Linked DNA regions of Homo sapiens: region 2 is linked to region 1. Evidence: chromatin loops called from intact Hi-C (ENCODE). Cell type or tissue: mammary epithelial cell. All regions are shown on one strand. Links, peaks and the distances in the headings refer to the core of each region. The heading gives the core; the rest is flanking DNA.

What was found. Hi-C counts contacts between places; a loop is a spot of excess contacts. Peaks named below come from ENCODE experiments on the same cell type or tissue, not always from the same donor. Only the 100,000 strongest peaks of a DNase experiment are listed, where the experiment ranks them.
Region 2: it touches region 1 in a loop (21-fold over the local background); 15 of 110 quality-filtered maps call a loop at or near these places.

What each region holds. Positions count from the first base shown.
Region 1 is chr5:84,249,344-84,262,466 of GRCh38, reverse strand. EDIL3 (EGF like repeats and discoidin domains 3) reads left to right here. Exons shown (of 11, transcript NM_005711.5): 2 at 8,255-8,383. Among named protein-coding and RNA genes, the nearest start is that of EDIL3-DT, 130 kb to the left of the region's middle. In mammary epithelial cell, for the core only: a CTCF peak has its summit at 6,943 (motif pointing right); no DNase peak of the experiment used is centred there.
Region 2 is chr5:83,920,339-83,933,461 of GRCh38, reverse strand. No RefSeq gene overlaps it. Among named protein-coding and RNA genes, the nearest start is that of HAPLN1, 210 kb to the right of the region's middle. RefSeq lists an enhancer at 5,729-6,230. In mammary epithelial cell, for the core only: a CTCF peak has its summit at 6,135 (motif pointing left); DNase peaks (open chromatin) are centred at 7,651 and 8,011; H3K27ac peaks cover 2,259 bases.

The sequences.
Region 1 (13,123 bases), core at 2,214-10,213:
TTTTCTTAACTCAGTGAATTAACAAAGAAAGCTAGTCACATAAATACCTTCCTCATTTGCCTTTCTCCCAATTAAAGGCAAGAAAATACAAACTAACTTCCAAACTTCCTCTTTCCCTCCTTCCTTTTCTTCCTTGGTTTTTCCTATTCCTTTCTCCTTCTTCTTGAATAAATTGAGATATTTGGATTAGCTTTAAGAAACTGTGGAGGGCTGGGAACCATCCCCAGAGATTCTGATTTAACTGGACTGGGCATGAGATATTTGAAAAGCCTCCCCCGGCCCTGTGATTTTAATATGCAGTAAAGTCTGAGAACCACTGGATTAGTTCATTTCGAATGTCCTTTTCAATTCTAGAAACTGTAGGTTCTTTTAAGGGACTTTCCAGAGTGTTTTAAACTAAAACATATGCAAAAAGATTTTGTTTTTCAAAATGTTAGAGCCCAAAACATTTTTGTCTTTTTATCCAGTAGACCTTGATTGAAGCCTTATGTCATCAGCTGTGAAATTCAAATAGTCAACACTGAACAGCAGATTTTCTCCTTATTTTCTTCAGCCCAATATACCCTTAGCATTTGAAAACCTAGCTAAAAAGAAAAATGTCTTAAAAATAGTGAGGCAAACCACTGGATAACATCTAAGAGATGTCCTGCTTTAAATTAGCATTAATGTGGTTTTGAGTGAGTCTAAGTCTAAGAGGTTTCTTTGTTCATTTATTTGATTTTTGTCTTCTGTGGTTATTTTTGGATTCTGTGGACACTGAGGTGGAGAAATGGATGGTCTTTTATTGCAAGGATGTCTAATGATTTACCAGTAAAATAGCAGATTCTATCAATGAAGATATAATTATTCCTATTGACATTTGTATCTTATTTCCTTCTGTATACTTCCAAATTGCAAGGTGGTCTGCAATAATAACTAGAATTTACTTTTAAAGTACATATGAAGGTAAGAATCAGATTGCACCTTCTTAACAAATTTATTTGAAATTTAAATTGGCCACACTCATAAGCTTTAATTGTGAGAAAAAGCTTTAAATCAAAACCTATGCATCAAACTCATTAGAATGTTCAACAAGTGAAATATCAATATTCAACACAAATGGTCTCTAAAGAGGCACAAAAGCAAATTGTGAGGCTATTGTTGATTTTTAAAAATGACATTTATTTTGTTCCACACAATTTCACAGGTAGTAAGTCATAAGGGTGCTAACATTTTCTGTGAGTTTTACCAATTTGAGTATGCAAATTCTCATGAACTTTATCTAATTTTAACTAGAATTATTACTCACTTGTGTACTAGAGTTGGCTCATTTTGTCAAATATTCTGTCTATAGATTGGTTCAAAACTCTCGCTTCTACAATAGAAGGCAAAACCTTTATTTTCTTTCAGTTTTTAAGTGAAATGATAGTACAGTTCAACAAGAAAGCAATAGATTGAAGATGAGGTTGTAATGCACAGAGCTGCATTGTCACAGATGCAAAACATGAATTTAAATTGTCTCTGCATTTTACTTTTCCATATGTAAGTATGTATTGCAATGTTCTTCACATTTAGTTTGTTGAGATATTGAAGAAATTTAATAATGTCTTGTGTTAGTGAGGTAACATTCTGTGGTGATATATTACTACTTTTTTGCTTTTACTTCTATATCTGTATACAAATTTCTTTACAGAAATGGAGAGAGGGCAGGGATGATGGTGCAGACATATTCTAGGTGGCTGCCAGCACTTTGAAAAGAGCAGAGAAAATGGAGAAGCATGCATTCATCTAAATAAATTATTAGGATATTTATATAACTGTCAATACATAAATACATTAACAGTACTATGTAAATACATTAATATGTAAGAAAGAGTTCAACATGTAAATTCATAAGTACATTAGCCTGTAAATATTAATACAATAGTATATGTTCAGTAGATGTTTACTGCATATAAAGAGTAAGCTTAGTAGAATTGCCCTTGATTACCAGGAACACAGAGGATCAAATGTTGGGCTTTAAATTATCAATCAGTTTCTATTAAAAATGTGTTGCTGGCAATAAACACTTATTGAGAGTTTTTCCCCTGTCTTCCTTTCTGTTCCTGAAATCATCTCTGTCTTACCTATCATGAGGGCTGACCACTTCCTGTTCCCTGTGCCTAGAATGCTCTTCGTTAGGCTTTAACACCACTGATTCTAGTTCATTCTTCAGTTTGCAGCTCTTGTGAAGGCCTTGCTTCACTGTCTGTCATAAATAACCAGTTTTATTTGCTGTTTTTCTCATCAGCCTGTTTCTCCCTCCTCTCATGGCTTTTATTACAGTGAGTGCTACCTTATTTATTTGTGGCATATGAATATGTGATTAATGATTCAGTAATTCTCTGATATGTGTACTGGAGACAAACACTAACATATAAAGAAACCTGAACACAAACTATCCAAGAGTTTAATTATCAGTGAACAAAATCAGCTGTCCTTTCTACCTGATTCTCAGTAGTACCAACATAGAATTTTCTTCTTTGTATGGCATGAGAAGTTGTATAATTATATACTAAGCTCACAGAAAATGCACAACCACAATCATAAAGGTACCTATTTTAGGCTTTTCGGTTTTTTTTAACCATTGTCTTCTGCAATACCAAGTAGTATTTTATAGGTGCTCACACACTTTGCTGTTGAGGTTAAAAGGTCATGGATTGCAAATGGGTAATGAAGTAAAATAAGATAGTGCCTAAATCACCTTGAACATGAGGTGACTGGCAACAAGTAGGAGGTCAGTGAGAAGAATGAAGACAATGTTGATTTCATGCAGAATCATGCAGTCCGATCAGAACTCTGGAGAGTGGGTGGAAAGAGCAGGCAAACAGTAAGTTAAATTTAGCCTGCAATGATTTCTTGCCCCTGGGAAAAATAATTGCTTTATTCTGTTGCCAAAAAGCAAATCGGCATGAGCTTAATTTGCCTGAATCTGCCATAAACTGCAGATGGAACCATAAAACATGGTTAGAATCAAATTAAACACATCTGTCCTAATCTAAGCAGGTGAGGCCAGCCGGCCAAGAAACATCAAAGTATAATGCTACACACATTACAATATGCAGAAGTATATTTTAGGAGCCTGCTGACAGTAGGATAAATAACCATGAAATCTTATATTGCCCTGTTTTCCTTTCCTTAGCCTAACCTCTTCTACTGGTTGTCATTGCAGTTTTAAAAGACTTTACCAGACCAGGTGTGGTGGCTCACGCCTGTAATCTCAGTACTTTGGGAGGGCAAGGCAGGCAGATCATGAGGTCAGGAGATCGAGACCATCCTGGCTAACATGGTGAAACCCTGTCTCTACTAAAAATACAGAAAATTAGCTGGGCATGGTGGCGGGCGACTGTAGTCCCAGCCACTCTGGAGGCTGAGACAGGAGAATAGCGTGAACCTGGGAGACAGAGCTGGCAGTGAGCTGAGATCGCGCCACTGCACAGAGCGAGACTCTGTCTCAAAAAAAAAAAAAAAAAAAAAAGACTCTACGAACATATCCACTGGGAAACAAACAGAAAACAATTATTGATTTAAAGTCTAGGAACCTATTGCATTTTAGTCAGAATTTCTTACCTGAGGTGCTACTGCCTTGGATAAACTGACATTACAGAGGATCAGAAATCCCTACCGTGTATTTTAATTAGATGTGAAATTCTAGCCGAGAGAGTTTGTTTTCACTTAAGGTATCAACCCACATCTGTACTAACCACTGAGATTATGGCCGTATAAAGGAAATAGGCTGAGATATGATGGTTTTGACCTAAGTAACCGTATAACTCATTCAAATCAGGACAGTTTTGAGAGTGAGAGGGGTTTGTGGGTCCCCGTGGAGGTGCACGGCTCTAATCCTTCTTTAAGAAAGAATGTGCTGTCCAGCTACAAGTATGTAGTTAGCTGACAGCCTCCTGCAGAACTTTCAGGACCCTACTTGAGCCTTAGGCCCTCACTCTACCTGGATTGCCCTAGTGCCTGTCATTCCTGACCTAGGGGAATTCCTTCCAACAATAATCTTTGCTCTGGAGCTCCCTGTGTGATTGACTAAGACTTTCTCAAATCTGCATTATAGACTGAGGCTCTCCCTGGTCAATCCTGTCCCGACCATCCCCACCCTCATGTCTTTCATTTATTTTTATTGGTGTCATACCTATATCGCAAGTTGAAGCTTTTCCTGCTCATTTCTGCTTCCTCCTCATTTTGTCATTCGCAGACATTACTTCTCAATAAACTTGTTACGCTCTTAACTTCATCTTAGCATCTCCTTCTTGGAGAACCCATCTGATTAAAGCATGCTACTAATGATTATGTATAGAGAAACAGATTTTAAACAAAATCTATAATAACCCTAATTATGTTTGTTGTTTATCCTCTACTTTGTCCAAGATCAAAACTTTGGTTTCTATTGCCACTGTCCACCCAACACAGTTGCATGTGGGGCCCTTATTAATTTCAGAAAGACTTTGACATGGTAGACCACAGTTTAATAAACTGAACATTTATACCGGGCTACAATGGGCCAAGCATTAACTTCTTTCTTTTATGAAGAATCTTATATCTTTTCCTCACTTATTTGTTGGTATGCCTAAGGACCTCTCCTCTCTTCGTTTCTCTTTGCTCTCATCCCCTCCACTCCCTTCCCCTGCCCTCCCTTAATAGACTCAGTGAAATATAGTATTAACCTTCATACTTAACAAGTCATGTTTAAGCAGAGGCTCTTTAATTCTACATCTACTTATATAATAGCTTAATCGGACATTTTCATTTTAGATCTTCTACAGACTTTTCAAATACAATAATCCCTTTAAAACTGAATCTACTATATTTCCTTATAAAGGATGGCTACTCAATCATCCAGGCAGGAGCTCTGGAAATCAACCCAAATTTTTTGCTCTTCCTCAACCCCTGGATCAATTTGGTCAAAATATCATCTTGATTCTACCTTGTACATGTTTCTCAAATCTATTACCTGTTTTCTCCCTTTCAAAAGATAGTATGCTAATGATGGAAATAAGATGAAAATTTCGAGTGTATTAGAAATGTGTTTCCATAAGCAAAAAAGAAGAACAAAAATTACAAGGAGAAGAGAGAAAAACATGTCAGTTAAACAACAGTTGGCATCTCTAAGATATAATGAGACTTGAGCAGATAGTCCTGTCTCATTTTGACCACAGAAACATGATATGACTGGCCCACATGCCTGGTAGAAAATTGACTCGATTTAGCATTATCATCTAGAGAGGGCAGCAGAGGGGCCATGGAAGGTTTCTTAAGGCACCAGAAAGGATTCTTAAGGCACTCTCCATAATGATGGGATAATTGAAAGAACCTCCTTTGGCCCTGGGTATATCAGGACTGTAGGCCTACCTCAGTTACTATCTGATGCAAGAACTTGGTTATAGGACAGAGTGGGATCTGAAAGAAGGGTTCTTATTTTTAGGTAAATATGTAAATATGAGACTGTGTCCTTACACTGATTACTCCACATAGGTGGGTGGGTCTTGATTTGGGGGAACTTTTATTCTGGTTTCATTACCTAGTATTTATTAACTAGATTTGATATTAAATGATGCCTCTTTTGATTTCCCTGTCTGTAGCCACCTCTATGAAGGGTCAAGAGAATCTTCATCATTTTTTTTGAGACTACTTCAAACAATAAATGCATTTTCCTTTTTCCCTCGGCCCAACCTCCTCCATCTGATTCAACACATTGCTGCCTTAGTGATTCTTCCAAAGCACAAATGTGGTGATACACTTTCCCATATTTCAAGTTCTTTTATAATTTTCCAGTGCTTGAAGATAAACTCCAAAATTTTTGGCACAGCATACAAGACCTTGATTCATATGGCCTTCCTACCTTTTGGACCTCATCATTTTCTATTTCTAATACGTATTTATATTCTAGCTACAGTGGCCTACCTGAAGTTCCTGGAATGAGACATGACCTTTTTCCTTTAAGTGTGTTATTCCCTTTGCCTGGAATATTAAGCATACGCTCTCTCCTCTTCATCACCTGATAGCACTGAGTCTCCTTAAAAGTCTCCACTGGTCCCACAGTTTGGATCATGTATACCAGTTGCAGGTGTTACTACTGTGTAGTATAATTGTAATTGTTCCTGCATTTTTATCTCTCCCACTAAGCTCCATAGTCTGTTATTTAGTTTGGTATATACAGCACTTACCTCAGTGCCTGCCTACCATGCAATAGGTACTCAAGGACTAGAAGGACAGATAGACAAATTGATAGACAAATGGAAGGATAGCTAGCTAGCTATATGTGTGGATGGATAAATGGATAGATAGATAGATGATAGATAGATAGATAGATAGATAGATAGTTAGATGATAAGTATATAAATGATAGCAAGTCTACTGAAGTATCTTTATCAGTCATCAATCACCCCATTCAAAATGCTGCCAGGATTGTCTTCTTAATTTAGATCTGACCATGTCCAAACTTTAAAATACATGTTAAAAATGTTAGACACTCTCTCATTGATTCCTTATCTTAAAAATTACAATGGCACTTTTTAATCCTCCCTGATCTAACATATTTATACTTTCTTAGCCATTCCAGATTAAATACTCCATGGTCCAGCCACGCTAAATTCTTTGGTATTCCCCAAACATTAATTCATTCATTTTATGACTCTCTTTTCTAAGGTCTGCTCCAGCACTTAGGTACTGTTTTAATCTATCATCTTAGTGTGGCTAATGACTTGGTTTATATTTGACAGAAATCATAACCTGAATTTTCATTTTTCAAATATTTTTAAAGTGCTTCATCTGGAAAAGAGTTTAAATAATTCTCATGTGAAAAACCTTACAGAGAATAACATAACTAAGAAATACAAACTAGTAGGAAGTTGGTGCCCAGATGCTTTTTTATTTTGAAAAGTCCCTTACTCATTGAGTCCAGGAGGTGGCAGTTTCACCTACAAAGCTCCCTTTAAAACTGTATGGGTTTTTGTGCATCTGATTCAAATCCTGTGTGCAATAAAGCCACACCCATGATTCTGTCTGAAGCCTGCTTTTTACTCCAGACTTAATCAGTGCTACTTTGGGTGTGTCAGCCTTCTCAGGGACAATCCTTAAGGTCTCTAGAAGCCCTTTTATTTAGCTGAGAAGATCTTTCAGGCTCCACCTGAATTATTTGAAATGTTTTCACAGGGAGGTTTGTAGCCACATCCATGATTGATATTTATGTTGGGCCATGTCTTTCTGGCATTCGATAATTTACCACTTTGAGAGTTGGGAGTTTAGAAACAATTGTGTTTTCTAACACAAGTCCTGGTCCTTGTATACTACTTCCCTTTACTTTCAAATGGACTGGTTCTTTATTTAGCTCATCTCTTTATTGTAGCACCTTATCATATGCAGGCAGTAAGAGCCAACTGATGCTTTAACAGTCTGCCCGGAAATCTCCTTACTCATATGAAAAGTTCATCGCATACATGTTCTACCTCCCCAGTTACCTCAGATGACAGCTTTATCAATTGTTACACACTACATAAAATGGGTAGCCATTTTTCTAGCTTTTCATGGCCATGACTGCTTTTCCAGATACTATCTGCCACCCATTGCCACAGCCAAGGCCACGTATTGTGGGGTTTCTGTTATGTCATAAGTTATTTCTCTGTAGCAGTTTCTTTCTTATCCTTCCACATTTCTTTCACTCATCTCAAGCAAGCTAGCCTGAATTCATTCACATGACGATCTCAGCACTCCAAGAGAGGAAGTAGATGTCTTCAAGTGCTTTTCAAATCTCTGTTGTCTTCAAGTCTGTTAACGACCTACTGGCCAAAGCAAGTCACATGGACAAGCCCAGATTCTAGGGATCCAGAAATAAACTCCTGTCCTTTAAAGAGTTAAAGAGTAAACTGTGTGGATATAAAGAAGGTATTTATTAGAGTAATTAATGACACTAGTCTATTACAGATATTTAGGTTAATATTTATTAACCAATTAGACAACATTCTCTTTACATATTATGAAGGAACTCCAAACTGAACCAATAGCTTTCAGAGGCAGTGTTTGAATTATGCAGTTTAATTTTTGCCATGTTACATAGTATTTTTTTTTGAGTACATGGTTTGAAATGAGTCTTGCAGATCTTATGTGTGAATCTTAATATTACCCTGACTTTTGACTTTGCCAAGGGAACATCCATAGCAAAGTAAACTAGTATGTTTCAATGTCCAAGACAAAAAAAAAATGTCAATTTCGGTTTTTTTTTATGCCTTAGGTGATATTTGTGATCCCAATCCATGTGAAAATGGAGGTATCTGTTTGCCAGGATTGGCTGATGGTTCCTTTTCCTGTGAGTGTCCAGATGGCTTCACAGACCCCAACTGTTCTAGTGTTGTGGAGGTTGGTAAGTGCAAAATTTAAGTATTTCAGTAGTTATCTTTTTATTTCCATGAATAAATGGCAGTTTGGCTGTGGTGCATTATGGAGATTAGTTGTAAAATTGCTATATGTTGCTAATTAGTTTACTTTTGTGTAGGATTCTCAGTTGTATCATTTCCAGTTTATATTGAAATTATATTAATTGTGTTCTTTAAGTTTTAAAATATTTTTAGTAATTAACACTAAATTTAAAGACATTACAAATAATACATAAATATAACATTTCTTATATTTCTAATATTAATATAAATTTAACATTTTATTCTCAAATAAAATACATAACTCCAAAGTCAATTTATTCAAGTTAAATTATCACTGTAAATAAAACAGGATGTTTTTAGGGACTTCGAATATCCATCAGCATTTTGTAGCTGTTCTAATCATTACTTTTCTTAGGTGATAAATATATTTTATATTTCTAAGCATATAAAGAAGAGGATATTCCAGATGCAGTGCTCTTCAAAGTTTTCTAAAAAATTTGCTCTGCAAAAATTAATGTGTCATTGGTTACATTCAAATAGTTTTTTAAAAAATCTGCGAAATATGTATACTTATGGATTTAGAGTAACTTCTGTAATTTCCACATAGGTCCCCATTAAGGAAATAGCTGTACTTTAAAATAATTTAACACCATGTAAACTTGTGCAGAGATTTTCTCTCTAACTAAAGAGAGAAATAATTTTCAAAGTTAATAGCACAGGTAAGTTTGAAAAAAATTTATATTTTTCGCATTAGTACCACGAAGAGTACAAGATGGAATATATCTGTTCATTATAGGAAACCAAACATGTTTTGTCAACCTGCATAAACCTTAGAGAAACAGGACACTTCAATGGCTTTGGGGAAATAGTTTTGAAAAAGAAAAGTAATAGCGTCCAGGGATCAGTCTGAATTACCCATCATTGTACCCAGTGCACCTAACTTAATTACCTTATGCATAGTAAAAATCCAGTAACTATTGGTTGAATGAAAGAAAGAATAATTAAATAAAACCATTAATTTACCATCTTTGGCCATTAGTTACTGGATTGTAGTGTGCTTTATTTTTTTAATGAATTTTCCTTATTTTTTATATTGCATTATGAATATATGTTATCTAAAGAAGTTTATTATTGCTGAAAGGTACTTTGTTCATTTAATTCATCTTCAAAGATAATTCTCTTTTAATGCTTTTATTAACTCACTGATATTTTAGGAGGTTTGACACAGTGCCATCGAAATAAAACTGTTGTAACCACTTTGACCCAGGCTTCAAATATGTACATTTGAGTTTCAGAGTTTAATGTGAGAATCATATCCTCAGGAAAGTCTGTATATCTGAAGAAAATTAGAGTCATAAATACCCCTAGTAGAAATGTATGAATAGAGTAAAATTTTAGTGTTGTATTTTAAGCCCAACAACCCCAAATTGGCAGTGCCTTCGAGTTGTATAATAGTATATAATATTTTTGGCACTATTTGAAAGATCCAAATCTGGAATCAGAGAAACAAATGTAGGTAAATGATTAAGAAATCAGTATCTTAGCAGAATTTTTTTTTTTTTTTTTTTTTTTTTGAGACGGAGTCTCACTTTGTCGCACAGGCTGGGGTGCACTGGCACGATCTCAGCTCGCTGCAAGCTCCGCACCCCGGGTTCACACCGTTCTCCTGCCTCAGCCTCCGGAGAAGCTGGGACTACAGGCGCCTGCCGCCACGCCCGGCTAATTTCTTTTTGTATTTTTAGTACAGACGGGGTTTCACTGTGTTAGCCAGGATGATCTCGATTTCCTGAGCTCGTGATCCACCCACCTCGGCCTCCCAAAGTGTTGGGATTACAGGCGTGAGCGACCGCGCCCGGCCAGCCGAATTTTAAAGTAAATACTTGTATACTTTTGGGCTATACTTTTAAATATTAATCCAACATTCAACATTTTATCTGAAGACTGATACTATGGGCAGCAACACTTTAAAAACTAAGCACGCTGCCATATCCCACCTAGTTCAGTGTGACTTTGGGAAATTAAACGCTTATAGAATTAAATTCTACTCAGATTCATTATTACATATTAGTATACATCTCTGATATTCAGAAATTGGATAGTTATACTGTATTATTTTAAGCTATATTTTTTAATTATACATTTCATACAACCCTATTCTTCTCTGGGCTGTATTTAGGAGTTTTTGGAAGAAATGTATTTAGTTTGTATTTGTTTGATCATTTAGTATAGGATATTAGTTACACCAATTCTATTTTCATGTGCTGGTGTTCTAACATTAAAATACTAGGAAAAAACTTTCCTAAAGTCTTAAAGTGTTGACAGTTTCTTGAATACAACTTTCCTATATTATGACGTAATTTTTATAAAGGATCAGAAAATAATGAGAAATCAAGCACAGTTTTCAAGTTCAATACCTATTTATGACAGAAACATTACCCTATTGCCTTTCTACTGCTTTTTCTTAGCTTCATATTTTCTTGCATATGAAAGGTGTACTAAATATTGATTGCATAGTAATACTTGGTAGTAATGCCTTTAATATCTAGCTTACCTTGGGTCTTTTCATATTTTTAAAACTAATATTGGGATCAAATATTTCAAACATTAGATTACTAAAGACCATCCTGCGTTTTTGTTTCGAAAAAAAAAAAAAGGCCGGGCGTGGTGGCTCACGCTGGTCGGTAATCCCAGCACTTTGGAAGGCCGAGGTGGGCGGATCACGAAGTCAGGAGTTTGAGACCAGCCTGGCCAACATAGTGAAACCCTGTCTCTACCAAATATACAAAAATTAACCGGGCACAATAACAGGTTCCTGTAGTCCCAGCTACTAGGGAGGCTGAGGCAGGAGAATCACTTGAACCCAGGAGGCAGAGGTTGCAATGAGCTGAGATTGTGCCACTGCATTCCAGCCTAGGTGACAGAGAGAGACTCCATCTCAAATAAATAAATATATAAATAAAAATAAAAATAAATGGCTTGGCCAAGGCTTTTTTGTTATTGTTCTCCTGTTGTTATCTAGCACCAATGCAGGAAACAGAGTGTATTGGAATTTAAAAAACAAACAAACAAAAAACACATGTGGGTATTTTGAGGTAATATCTTAAAAGACAAAAAATATTTGAGCTGTCACTAGTCTGTATTTTTCCTTACATATTAGTTACCACAAAGATAGAGATGTGTCTAAGGTTTCTTCTATCCATTTCAGACCATATGAATTTTGAGCCATATATATTATGAAATTCTGAATCTTTATATTTTTAATTTCCAAAGGAAAGAAAATAATCTCATTTATATTTGCTTAGAAAAAGTTGTTTTTTGATCCCAGTTTTTAAAATTATGTTTATCCTGTTTATTCTACAGTCAGACACATACTCTTTTCATTGCAGTTCATCTGGAAAGGAGAATTTCAAATGCATGCTTAGAGAAAAACATTTCATGATTTTACCTCAAACCTTACTACTTTGCAGTAGCTTTGTTTCAGGTTGTTGATATTTATTTCAAGCGATCCTCATCCAGTTTTGTACTTTTATTCTTCCCTCACAAAGCATATAATGTCAGATAAGCACAAAACACTTAACACATTTGCAATCAATACTCACATCACTTGCATTCCTGTGTTACGTAGGATAGTTTGGCAGAATTGACTTTCTCAGATTTGTGAACTTCCTTCACTAGACAACATTGCTTTTCTCTGGACATTTTTTGATATTTCTGTATACTGCATTCTCATTCTCTCTCTCTCTCTGCCTCTCTGTATCCCCACACACAGCTATCACACACCTACACAACTCAATGTGCTCAGCCTCTTAGAGTTATTAAGATTCACTTCTGATATCTGAAAATGGCAGTAGGAAAACTTCTCTTCAAACAAAGCAAAGAAAAAGCCCTTGTTTTAAATTCTTGAATTCGAAGGCATTACCCAGATTAACCAGTGTTTGCACAGATGTGCACTGAATGCTGCCTCCCTCTCCAGAGGATTTGTGGACAGACCACCATGTGGCTAAGCCGCAAATTGCTTCCCAATTACTCACTCACATTCCTGGATGGCACTGTGTAATTGGGAGCTATATTATGACACATTCATTTCATGCAGAAATTTTCTATTATCTCTCTCTCTATATATATATAAATGTTCTATTATCTCTTTCCATATATATATATGGCCAGACTGGTCTCCAACTCCTGACCTCAGGTGATCCACCCACCTTGGCTCCCAAAGTGCTGGGATTACAGGCATGAGCCACCTCTCCCAGCCTATCAGTATATATTATACAGTTCATAAATGGAAATCTTGAGAATTTTTAAATTGTACAAGTTCTGTGGCATAACTATCCTATGTGTGTTATCAGAGTAATCCATTAAACTAGTAAAAAGTATAAACTTTTACAACTCAAATACATAGTATATTAACGTAATCAAAGGGAAAAAATAAGTGACTTTTTTTAAACAAATAAAATCTTAGTTTTCATTTATTTTCAAACAAATATTTATTGAGTGTTTACTAAGTAATAGTTACTTGAATGGTGGAGGGGCAATGATAAACAAGTTGCTGTTTAGATGATGAGACAAATAGATAGACAGACAGACATACATACAGACAGAAAGATGGAGATAGATAATAGATAGAAAAATAGATGATAGATAGATAGATAGATAGATAGATAGATAGATAGATAGATAGATAGATAGAAAGATATGTTGTTATGTGTTGTGATACAAGTACC
Region 2 (13,123 bases), core at 2,829-10,828, 330 kb after region 1:
GAGTATGTGCCATGTGGCAATGAGAAGAACCTATATTCTATTGTTTTAGGGTGGAGAGTTCTGTAGATATCTATCAGGTCCATTTGGTTCAGTGTTAATTTCAGGTTCTGAATATCTTTGTTAATTTTCCACCTTGATAATCTATCTAATACTGTCCATGGGGTGTTGAAGTCTCCCACTATAATTGTGTGGGAGACTGAGTCTCTTTGAAGGTCTCTAATAACTTGCTTTACAAATGTATTAGTCCATTCTCATGTTGCTATAAGGACATACCCAAGACCGGGTAATTTATAAATAAAAGGAGGTTTAACGGACTCACAGTTCCACATGGGTGGGGAGGCCTCATGATCATGGCGGAAGGCAAAGGAGGAGCAAAGGCACGTCTTACATGGTGGCAGGCAACAGAGTGTGTGCAGAGGAAATGCCTTTTATAAAACCATCAGATCCCATGAATCTTATTCACTATCACAATAGCATGGGAAAAACCCACACCATGATTGAATTACCTCCCACTGGATCCCTCCCACAACACATGGGGATTATGGGAACTACAATTCAAGATGAGATTTGGGTGGGGACACAGCCAAACCATATCAATAAATCTGTGTGATCCTATGTTCAGCACACATATATTTAAGACAGGTCTTCTTGTTGTATTGAACCCTTTACCATTATGTAATGCCCTTCCTTGTCTTTTTTGATCTTTTTTGGTTTAAAGTCCATTTCGTCTGAAATTAGAATTACAACCCCTGCTTTTTTTTCTGTTTTCCGTTTGCTTGGTAGATGTTTCTCTAGCCCTTTATTTTGAGCCTAGGGGTGTCATGGCATGTGAGATGGGTCTCTTGAAGACAGCATACCACTGAGTCTTTTAACACATTTTCTTTCATTTTGACTTTGGATAATCTGATAATTATCTGTCTTGGGGAAGATATTCTTGTGAAGTATTTTGTGTGGGTTCTCTGCATTTCCCAAATTTGAATGTTGGCTTCTTTAGCTAGGTTGGAGACGTTCTCATGGATGATATCCTGAAATATGTTTTCCATATTGTTTCCATTCTTCGCATCCCTTTCATGGATGCCAGTGAGTCACAGATTAGGTCTCTTTACATAATATGGGAGATGTTCCTCCTGGCTGCATCTAGTAGGTTATCTTGGAGCAGGAATCCTCAACCAATGCCCCCAAGCAGAACAACCAAGTCAGTGCATATCCAACAGGTTCTCATGCCTGGAGCTGGCTCTTGTGCTGGCAGAGCTCTGAGCTCATTGCTGTCTCAGAGCCTGGACTCTGATGTGCAGCCTTGGAGCTAGCAGTGGGTAGGGCAGCTGCTAGAGAAAGCATGGTACAGGCTCTTGAAAATGTTTTGAAGTGGTAACATGTTGACTCTGCCAAGATTTACTTTGTAATGCTATCTGCAAAATATTTGAGTTACTTTTTCATTCAAAGAACATTATTTGTAATTTTTATATCAAGAATTTATTGAAGAATGCAAGTAAAACTGAATAATTGTACATTTGTCTTATAGTTTATGGTCTCAATAGCATATTACTGAAAAGAAAATGGATTGAAAGGCAGTGTTGTGTTTCTGAAAACTTGAATTGATAGAGGATTCCACTATTCTCATTAGGACACTTCTACAAATTAATGGGAAATGAGAGTCATTGATGTATATTCTCAAGAGAAAAAAAGTAAAAACATTAACATATTAAAAACACATATCTCTTAACTGGTTATCTTCTGGTTTATGTATATTGACTCTCACCACCACATGGAAATAAGAGCAATAGTTTCCCTATACAAGTCATATTTTTTTCATTGGCATATCATCTTTCAGAATTTATACAGCACTGCCTAAATAAAAATGTAATTGGCCTATATCACATTTCAAGCCCTAAAACAATAACTGTGGCTCAGCTGGAATTTACTGTAGTGTCAAGAACATTTATCAGAAGACATTCATTCCAATGAAGTGGATTCAGTATTATGAGCTAACTTTTAACAAAAATAATGATCCATTTGAGAGTTATAGTCTTACCTGTGCTACAGATTTTGTTTCTAAAGAAAAAGCCAGGCCTGGCACGGTGGCTCACACCTGTAATGCCAACACTTTGGGAGGCCAAAGTGGGTGGATCACCTGAGGTCAGGAGTTTGAGACCAGCCTGGCCAACATGGTGAAACCTTGCCTCTAGTAAAAATACAAAAATTAGTGGGGCATGGTGGTGGATGCCTGTAGTTCCAGCTACTTGGGAGGCTGAGACAGGAGAATCGCTTGAACCCAGGAGGTGGAGGTTGCAGTGAGCCGAGATTGCACCATGGCACTCCAGCCTGGGTGACAGAGCAAGACTCTGTCTCAAAAAAAAAAAAAAAAAGTTATTCACAAGCTCAAACATTGACATTATTAAAAAAAATACAAATACAGAAACTTTAAATTATTAGCATAGACCTAAATTAGGTGTTTTAAAATTGTAAATTCTATTTGCAAACCTAACTCTCCCAGTCTATCCCAAGGGAGTGCACTAGACACCCTATAAGATTGTGCAGCATCTGTTGGCAAGAAGCACATTCTTTCATTTTTCAGGTATACTTTCTTTAAATTGACACACCCAGAGTGCCCATGTGTGCAAAGGATTGGTATCGTTAATATTATCAGTTAATAAAACTAGATTTTGTTTTGCTTTCTCCTCCAAAAGATAAATCTCAAGTTTGGAAATCAGACAGATCTTCTGGGTTCAAATCTTCTCTCCAGCTTACGAGTAGTTTTTCCTCTGGAAAATTTCTCCTATGAAAATATATACATACTAGACCTGACATATAGATATTCTAGACCTGAAAAGTATATATACATATATATATATATATATATAAAACCTATACCTGCCCCTGATACTCACAAGAGGTGTTCACCACACTTCAGGGTTATTTGATATATTTTTTATTTTTGTTTTTGTCACTGTGGCAGGAATATATTCACACACAAAAAAAACACACCAAAACAAAACCACACAGGATTGTTACTTTCTTTATATTTCACCTAATACTCCACACACACACACAAACACAAAAAAGTAATTGAGTCATTTCCAAAAGAAATTCAGTTACTTTAGTAATTTCCAAGTTATTTTACAAATTTACTAGTTTCTCCTCAAATTCATTCATTGCCCCCTGCCATTCTTTCATCCTGGGGTTAGTCTAAGCGTTAGGACACATAGAAGGCGATGTGAGTTAGTGGGACAGGAGGCACTCACTTCCTCTTATCTGGCATCTGGTGAGATATACAGACACAACCTATCCTATCAATGACCTCTCTGTTGCCATCCATGTTGAGGATTTTTCTCCATCTGGCAACTTGCTGTTCCATCATGCCATCAGAAGCTACCATCCTTTACCACCACCTCTACTTTACCTGGCAGTGAGCGCTTCTTTGGATGTCTGGGAAGATTCACTAGAGTACAGTCCATGAGGGCTTTCATGCACTGCCGATTCTTAGTCCTACTCAGACATCTATTCTCTACAGATACTTGTAGAATGAATGAATGAATGAGTGAATGAATGAAGAAACAATCAAATATCATGAGATTCTCCGTAGGGAGGAAGATGTGGAGCTATCCTCAGACACTCTCTGCACCCTGCCTCAGCCACTTTCACTGTAGGGAATCCAAGACACTACAGCATAAGCACATCTGTGAGGCTACCAACTCCCATGATTCTGGACTGACAGCAGGCCACAGGTCCCTTCCTGTCTTGATTGATATCCCCCACAGCACCAAAGGGAGAACCAGGTGAGTGTAGACCCTGTACAAATGCAAAAGAGCTGTTCTTCCCCTCCCCTACACCTTTCCTCCCAAGCTCAGATGACCTTGGCTAGCGCCAAGTATAGGAAATGTAACTCATTCAGCAGGGGTTGTCCCCAAAATACTTCCGTGTGACACCTAGACTCCAGCTTTTCTGTCTTAACTTGAAATTAAAGAATTGGGAGAAGACTGCAATGAAAGATATGAAGGTCTGTGGAGAATGAACACATGAGCTAATAATTAATATATAATTGAGCCAAATTCATAAACAAAACTTAACCCTCTCTGAGCTTATTTTCCTATCAATAAAATGAAGGAGCTGAGTAATATGCAAATGGTAAAGCACTCACAATCATTCATCAAAGCACAATGAATTGTGACACAACACACAACATATATTGTTGTTTCTTTATTTGAGGGTCTTAAATGAAATTGGGAGTAATTGTATAACTACATGTAAAATTAAATAGTTCAAAATAGATATATAAGAATTCTTAGTAATTGTATTCTGCAGAAAAAAACACATGAAAAGTTAATCATAGATACTCAAAGGATTGTCATTTGTATAGTTATAATTTAATGTGATAGGTATTGCTAAATAAAGTATAATAAACTAAAAGAGGTAAGAAATATTTTGACATTTGAAAGCATATCTATAAATTTTCCTTTGGATACCGTGTCTCTCCCTCTCTTTGCCTGTTCGTTGTCTATTTCTTTTTGTCTTTCTGTCTCTCCTTTCTCATTCTCATCTTCCTTCAGCTCATTTTTGATCCTGAACTTTTTTACTCATGAATTCAGAAATAGCTTGTTAGGCAAAAAAAAAAAAAAGAAAGAAAGAAAAATCAAACATACTTGTAAGGGTCTAACTCACCTAAAGCCACAAGTCTCTGAATTCACTCCCTTTTCAGTTCAGAAAGCATGCTGGAAAGGAGTCAGTAATGTGCCTCAACTATCCTAGTGTCCCCAACATTGGTGTCAAAATACAAACACAACATTTAAAATATTTTTTTAATTGCACACAGCTTTTACTTCAGTCTGCAGGTCTAGAAAAGCCTATTGCACACAGAACTCTTTTAAGCCAGCTGTTCCAGGGGCAGACTACTGCAGCTTCATTCATGGGGCCATGGAAGGTTTATTGTGGTGGCATCTTCCTAACGTTTGCAGTGCCAGAGCTGTGCCAACCATAACTTTCAGCTAGAGCCATCATTGATGTGTCTGCCAGTCACTCCACTATGTGGAAGACTATTGCTTAGCTTGATGGAATGGTTCACTGTCTTTCTGAGAGATTGCAGCCAGTGTTACTACAGTTGAGCTACAGATAAATGTGGCATTTAAGATGGAATTCTCTCCCACAAACTGGGGGAGAAAAATGCTAGCCCTTCTAGTTTGCTCTGGTTCTTTCTCATTTTTGTTTTACCAAATAAAATATAGCTTATATGGGGGAAAATTATTATTAATAGACATGCTGGAAATCGAAAGTTATCATATCATATTTAAAGGTCTAAATACCCTGTCTTTGTGACAGGAAGTATAGATATTGTTTGATTGGTACGTACAAACAAAATATTCAGCATAGTCTTTCCCAAGTCATCCTAGATGATAGGATTTTAATATGGTATCAGAACAGTAAATCTGACTCACGCACTATGAGCAGAATTCCTGGAACTTCTAGTCTCTTCAAATTCCTTCTTTCTAGCTCAAAAAAGTCTGTGGAAAAATTCATCTATGCATTTTTCCTTTTCTTCCATCTTGTGACATTTACCATTTCCTCCATCATTTCGAAAACGAATGATCTAGTCTTTTACATTGGTATCATTGTAGCTGCTCATGCACTCTGCTCTAACAAACTCCACTTGTGCCAACAGAAATACCCCTTTTCCCTCGTTCACTTCTGTTACTTACTCCATCAGTAGACCACCACCTGGTACTGATCCACTACCCCATTCCTCATAAAGCTATCTGCTCTCATCCATGTTTTCATGTTTCCATGGCCCTATGCATCTAGTTGTTTTATTCCTGGAGCTCCCTGACTTTTAATGGATTCCTAAAATCTAGGCCTAGAAATTACCAGAATGCCCACTATGCTGTAATCAACTCCTTACCACCACCACCCCTGGCCATCCAACAGTCAAGCATTGCTTCCTGTCCATCTCCTTTTAAACACTAACAATTTCCTTCTTTCTAGTGGGGCGTTTCTTTTCCTACCCAGTAAGCTGCCCAGCGGGGAAGGTGGTCTTTGTGGCCCCTGAAGGCAGGGAATGTCAGTCTTGCAAATACACTACCCTCTTCATGTTTTGCCTTGCCTTTTTCCTGAGATCCCGCAGACGCTCACTCAAGGAGCTCCCCCTGGTGGCCTTGCTCATTAAGACAGATCTGAATTGGCAATGGTCAAACAGTAGCCTCTTCAGGAATTCCTGCTACACTATGGATTGCTGCTGGAAGGAATGGAAAAAATATAGAGGTTAAAATGGCATCTCAAAAAAGCTAGCAAGAGAGAATGTTTTTTTTTATTCTTTCAAAGATGGAAGTAATAATTGTCTCCCTTTAAGACCTGCTTATTACACCACATATTTTGTCAGATAACTTTTAGGAAAAGCAATTATCAAGAAGCATGTAAGTCTTAAAAAATAAATAAATAAATAAATAATGGTTGGGAAAGTACACGGAGGTGCAGAGGAGTGCTAGAGAGGTAATCCCATATGTGTGGACCTAAGGAGTGTTCTACAGTATGAAAAGAACCTGGTCACTGTGATAATATGACTGTATTTTGCAGGTAGGGGAAACTAAATTTTCAGGGAATATATACAGTAGAAAATAATACCTCATAAAATCACTGTGGAGGCAACATTGGGATGGAGTTGGGCGGTAACTGTGAAGGGAAAGGAGATATCTCACAGTAAGGAAAAGTGCCTGTTTGTCAAAAGCAGGTAAGGATTTTAAGATGTTTGAAAAACATCAACCACAGAATTGAGTTAGTGAGATTTTCCATGGCCCTATGCATCTAGTTGTTTTATTCCTGGAGCTCCAGGACTTCCAATACCACCACCAACAACAACAATGCTTGTGTCTGGAGCAATAAAATTCCCGTTTCAAGCAATAAAATCCTCTCTTGTCTATCCTGCTTCTTTGAAATGACTTATTCTCTTAAAGTGTTCCATTAGAGAAGGAGTCGGCCACCTACAGCTAGTGAAACCAGCTTCTCAGGAGTGTGTGTGTGTGTGTGTGTGTGTGTGTGTTTTCTGCCCTTGTTCCACTTAGCGGAGTATGCTTCTTATATTCCCTCAAAAAATCAGAACAGATTGTCATTTTGTTCAGAGAAAGACTTGGGGTGCAACGCTAAAAATTCCTGTTGGAGATCTTTCCGTTTGTGATGTATTTTGACCAAGTGAGCTTTTTATCTTTGCCTCAGTAACCTTCGCCTTATCACTCCACAGGAGCCAGCTGCCTTCCTTCAGGTGTCATTCTGACAGACACAACAGACAGCCCTCTCCCTTCCTATCACACATTTATCTAGACTTCCTTGGAGTGAGGAAGCTTTCTCTTTCTCAGGCTATTTACTCTCAGAGGCAAAGGAAAAGTCTTTGCTTCAAAGATTGAGCTGCTATTTCCTGCAGTCAGAGCCACACAGGCTGGAAGAGCACATTGAAGCCTGGTAATCAGAGATTCTTTCATGCTCCACATTAAATAGTGACACGCATAGAGTTGTTTAAAAGGTGCACAACCCAGTATATTTCATTGCAATATCTACACATTAATGTAGTTGAAAGTGGATTTGGAAGTGAGGAATAGATTTAAAGTACAACTTCATGACTCTGCATGAATTTGTCTGGTTTAGACCAGTCTGTTCTAGCTATGCGGAACCACAGCAATAATCAGGCCATTCATAAAGCAGTGTGTGTTCATTGTGGCAGCACATTTTACTTAAAATCTTTTAAATTATGCCATAAAGAATTTGGGCATAAGTCCATTTCAAACCCTTACACTGTCTCAGGGGTGGCCAACATAAAGATTTGTGCCAAAAAATGCCGTCTGGGTTAATTTTAAGATTCCTTTCCCCACCCCCACACACCACATTCATGATTTTATCCACTAGCCACCTAAAAAAACCTACCTACAAAATTCCACCATATGCCAGTCCTGTCCACACCTTCACAAAAACCAACATAATAGAAACTATTTTTCTAAACCACATCTGGAGTCATTACTTAGACCCGCACTTGCATTCTCCCAAGTCACATACTATCTTACCACAAAAGACGATATGGGATGCTTGACATTCTCTTTTTATAAGGTCACCAATCCCTGTGATATGATATGATCCTTGAAACAGTTCATTGTCTCAGACTGTGTAAGAAGTCAAAGAAAGGGAGTGTTAATAGACAAATGAATGTTACATAAAATAAAAATGCGTAGCTTTAATATTTATTGTACTTTCAGCAACACTGAAGGAAGCCCTCATATCTTTATCTCATTTAATTCTGACAGGAGGGCTATGTGGTAGACAGTAATATTGTCTCCATGTTGCATATGAGGAAACTGAAGTGCAGCATGTTTAAGTATACTATTATAATAGAATGGAACAAGGCCCTGTGCCCACACAATCTGGCCTTGAACTCATTCTTAGTCACTATGTTTATGTGACAAGCTTCAATTCATTCATGAAAAATTCTGCCTTCTATACCGTGCTAAGCTTATTCAGAAGTTTAAAAAGAAAAGGACAAGAACAAAAATTGTATCATTGGTTTCATGTCAAAGTTTATTTTCGAAATCAGTTTGTAACTTTAGATAGGTACAATTTTTCCCTTGTCTCCTGCTTTCATATAACTAGAATTCATAAGACTCTATTCCAGAGACCTTTCTCATAAGGCTTAGATGTTTGGGATATGTATGTAAGCAAAGGAGAATTTTTCAATAGAAACTTAAAATGCTAAGACAGGTACATTCTTCATTCACAAATGTTGACTACTGAGGATATCTTTTGCTTAAGGTGAAGTGCTGGGCAGTATATAAAGCAGATTAAACTAAACACATTGGCTGTGATATCTTGCACTGGGCATCAAGTGGACCTGCGCCAGTCAGAGACGGCAGGAAGCTGCATGTCAAAGGGCAGCTGTCAATGTCGGATACACTGGAGGACATCTCCACATGCAGTGAAGCCAGACATGCCTGTTCTCAGGGACTCCACCAGCCCAAGTCCTTTCTTCCCTATGGAGCTTGTCTGCAGATTTCCTCCTTATCTTTCAAAGTTCTAGAAATACACAATAATGACTGCAGCCTGTCAAGGACTGTTTTTCCAGCTTGAATCCAGTAACCAAAGGCATCTGCCACATGTTGTTTGATTTCCTGGCCTCCCTCAGCACCCCCACCTCATCACCAAAGCCATTTTAATTAAAAATGATGCAACATGCCTCCAAACCTTCATTCCATTCCTCTTTACTCAATTTCATTCAGAGTTCCACTCCTTAAGAAAAACACATTCCTCAGTTTTTTGTCCATTTTGCTAATCCACTGTTCACTCCACCTGTGACAAAACTAGGGGTAGAGGGCTAGGGTGGAGTCTACTTCTGGTGAATAAGATGCAGTGGAATAATCTCTAGAGAGGGAGATAAACTCAAATTATACTATAAGCAATTATAAGGAAATGCAAGTCACACACACACACACACACACACACACACACACACACACACACACACTGCTCTGGAAGCACTGAGGAAGAAAAAATTCAGTCTGCCAGGAAAAAATTGCAGAGTCCAGGAAAGCAGCACAGATGTGGTGCCATCAGGACTAGGCTATTGGCAGAGAATTATGCTGAAAAGGTGAACTGAACCTGGATTTGGAAGAAACTTAAATGCCCTCATTTGGGGCATGGACTTATCTTTAAGCAATGGGGAGCCAATGAAGACCTTTAACCAAGGTACCTCAGAATATATTGCCTTTACTTACTGTTAAAATAAAGGCCAAAGTAATAGTGTCTTAAACAATGTGAAAATTTATTCCTCTCCCTCACAGCAATCCAAGGATAAGTAATCCAGAGCTGTTAGGGCAGCATCCCATTGCTGGAGTCCCAGGCCCCTTCCACCTTGTTGCTCTGCCACCTTAAGCAGGTATCTCAGATGGTTGATGCAGCCCCCCACCATCACATCGGCATTCTAGCCAGCACTAAAGGAGAACAGGGCAGAGGATGAAATAGTGCTTTTGTTTTCAAGTCCATGAGCCAGAACTTGCACCCACCAATTCTTTACATAGCCCCTTGGACAAAGTTTAGTCACATGGTCACACCTAGCTACAAAGCAAGCAGGGAAATGTATTCTTCAGCTTAAGTGTTTGTTACATCAAAGGAGGAGAAGATAGATATTAGGAAACAGCTAGCATTCTCTGCTTTACAAAAGAATAAGTTCAGTGTTTTTAGATACATACTTTTAAAAAATGATTAGAGTGTCTGGAGAGAAGGAGGAGGTCAGTTAGAAGAATATCTAGCAGGCTGGATGTGTGCTGATGATATGATTAAAGCAGGGATGGTAGAAACAGAGAAGAGGAAGATCATGTTGTTGGCCATACATCAGAAAGGTCCAGAAGCTGGCATGTCCAGCATAGAGGTAAGTATTGCCAAAAGCATGGATTCTGCCTACTTTACTAAATTGCTCCATTGAGCAGCAGCAGCCTCAGAACAGCCACTTCAGGCAATCCTCTTTTGTGATACGATATAAACTCATGCTCTATTCTGGTCACTGTGAACTCAGTTGCTGCTTCCCTTTGCTCAGTATCACAGTGCCCTCCTGAGCTCAAAGTGGCACATCGGGCTCAGGCTTGCGTGATGAGCATGTTGAACACAGGTGGTAATTAGTAGCAGGAGCTTCATACATTGTTGCCTTGGGGAGACTTCCCTCTATAGAGTAACTGTAGCCGAATTGTTACCAACATTTTTATTTTTCAGGCTGACTGATATAATGCACTCTGAATTATGAAGCCATAAAACCATTTATTCATATTCTTTAATGGACAGAGGGAAAAGCATAACCTTCGTCCAGCTGTCTGATGATTCCCAAGATCTAAATTAGGCATGTACATGCATGTTCACTGCTAATATTATTTGGCTACAAATCAAGAGTTCTTTTCACCTCTATGTGTGCATGAAAAGAAGAATGTAGAACACAGTTATACCAAAAGTGTTATACACTTCACATAACTATTCAAAGCCTGGGTGTACATTTTATAAGCAATGTGCTCAAATTCATAGTTGAATGAATTATTTTGTGATTGTAAACACAGATTGATCTCATTCAAAAATCTACTATTAGTGAATATATTGAGAAGCTGCCATCGAGAGAGACTTCTACCTAGGATAGAGCAAAACTTCTCTTGTGATAAATGCTTTCTGTTTCCACTGTTTTTAAGGCAATAATTGAGACAGTTTGGCTCAAAGGGTTTTTCTATTTTGATCCTCTAATGAAGCTGCTTTCTATGACTATAGAATCCCCTTCCTCACTTTTTTCATCTGGAAGCAGGCTACTCATGATTAAAAGTCGACCCTGAAAGTCTTTGTGTCAAGCAAATTGAAGGAACAGAAGGATTGGCCAAATATAATGTCTGCTGTTACAGTTCTTTGACTTCCTCATGTCTATCACATCGTTCACTGCATTGAAGATAGCTATACCCTTTTCAAGACCTTGTCACCATCAAGATATATTGCATCATTGATATTTTAAACTTTATACCCCACTCTCTAACCACAGTCTCCTATAAGTCAGGATCCCGCCCATCCTTACACTCATATAACTGCTTGTCGCTCCCATTCAGACCTTCATTCTCTAGAGGAAAGGAATTCATCCCAGCAAACTTGGAAACTACCTCATCAGCACCCTTGACTCCTCAAGCAAATAGTTATTGAGAGCCTGGAATGTAGGAGATAAAAATATTTATCGTATGATTGAATAAATAGCCCTCTCCCTGTATTTCACTACATGCTTCCAGCACCCTGATCCTGCAAATCTCTACCCTTAAACCAGTCCCAAAACTTACCTCTTCAAGGCCTGTATCTGGACTGATGTCACCTCAGAGGAAAGTCACAGTGCTATGCAGAAGCTGCCGTGACAAATTCTTCATCTGCAATTCCTTATGGACTCCTCGTCCAGTGTTGTTCAGTAGTCTTTTTGCCTTTTTTTTTTTTTTGGCCAGCTCCCTTCTCATGCCCCACAGTGGTCTTCTAAATCTAACCTAGGATGGGTTTCCTTCATCCCTCAGACACATCAAGGGCCCCTTACTCGGGGTAGAGGGACTTGAGTTGATGAGGGCTCCCAGCCATGTTCACCAGCTCCACTTGATCCCCACCATTACAGTTTTGCTTTCCTTCACTCTCAGAAGCAGTAATATTCTTGGAAACCAGCCTCTCTGGGAAACCCACAGACACTATCCCCACCTGGGTTCTTCCTTGTCTCTCTATCTTCTCTTTTCTCTACATTTTTTTCTATTGTAAAGTGAAAAACAAAAGTGCATTTCAATACTGTCTACCTTTATTAATTCTGTGACACTGGGAAGAGAATCTTTATCATATCTTCATATCTGTGCCTCAATTATATTCTATGATAAATGGGAATAATAATAATATCACATTCATTTTAAGTTTGCTGTGAGGATAACATGCAATAGCATGTGAAACATGCTTATTCCCCCATTGGACATTTTAGCAACTGCCTTTTGATTTCCAGTTACTATTGAGTAACAATGCACCCCAAACCTAGTGTTGTAAAATCACAACCATTTTACTATGATCACCTATTTACTCACCTATAGATGAGTAAATTGAATAAAGCACAGCAAGTGAGAACTTTCATTACCAAACTTTTTAAAGGTTGTTAGTAATTATTTCTGTATTTCTCAGTAAATCCACTCCATCAATGACCAAATAATCATCACATCTACCTTTTAAGTATTTAACAGATTTGACTATTCCCTTCATAAGCTTTGTGCATAACTTTTCATTTACCAAGTGATGACTCTTCTCCACAGGCTTCTCATTCATAACTTCAACAAGTATTTTTTGACTGCCTTTTCTTTGCTGGGGAATATTTTATGTGCTGTAGAGAGCAGTAATCAAGAGACAGATACTTTCCCATCATTGAGCTTACATCTTAGTGGAATCCCATTATGTTACTTATGACGGCTTATCACTATTAATGGTTTTTCCATTGTTTCGGAAACTCATCTGTGTTAGATAGGGCTCTCCAGAGAGACAGAACTAATAGGATATGTGTGTATACATGCATATATATAGACAGAGAGGGAAAGAGAACAAGTAAGAGAAAAATAAATTTGGTTTAACGAATTTGCTTACA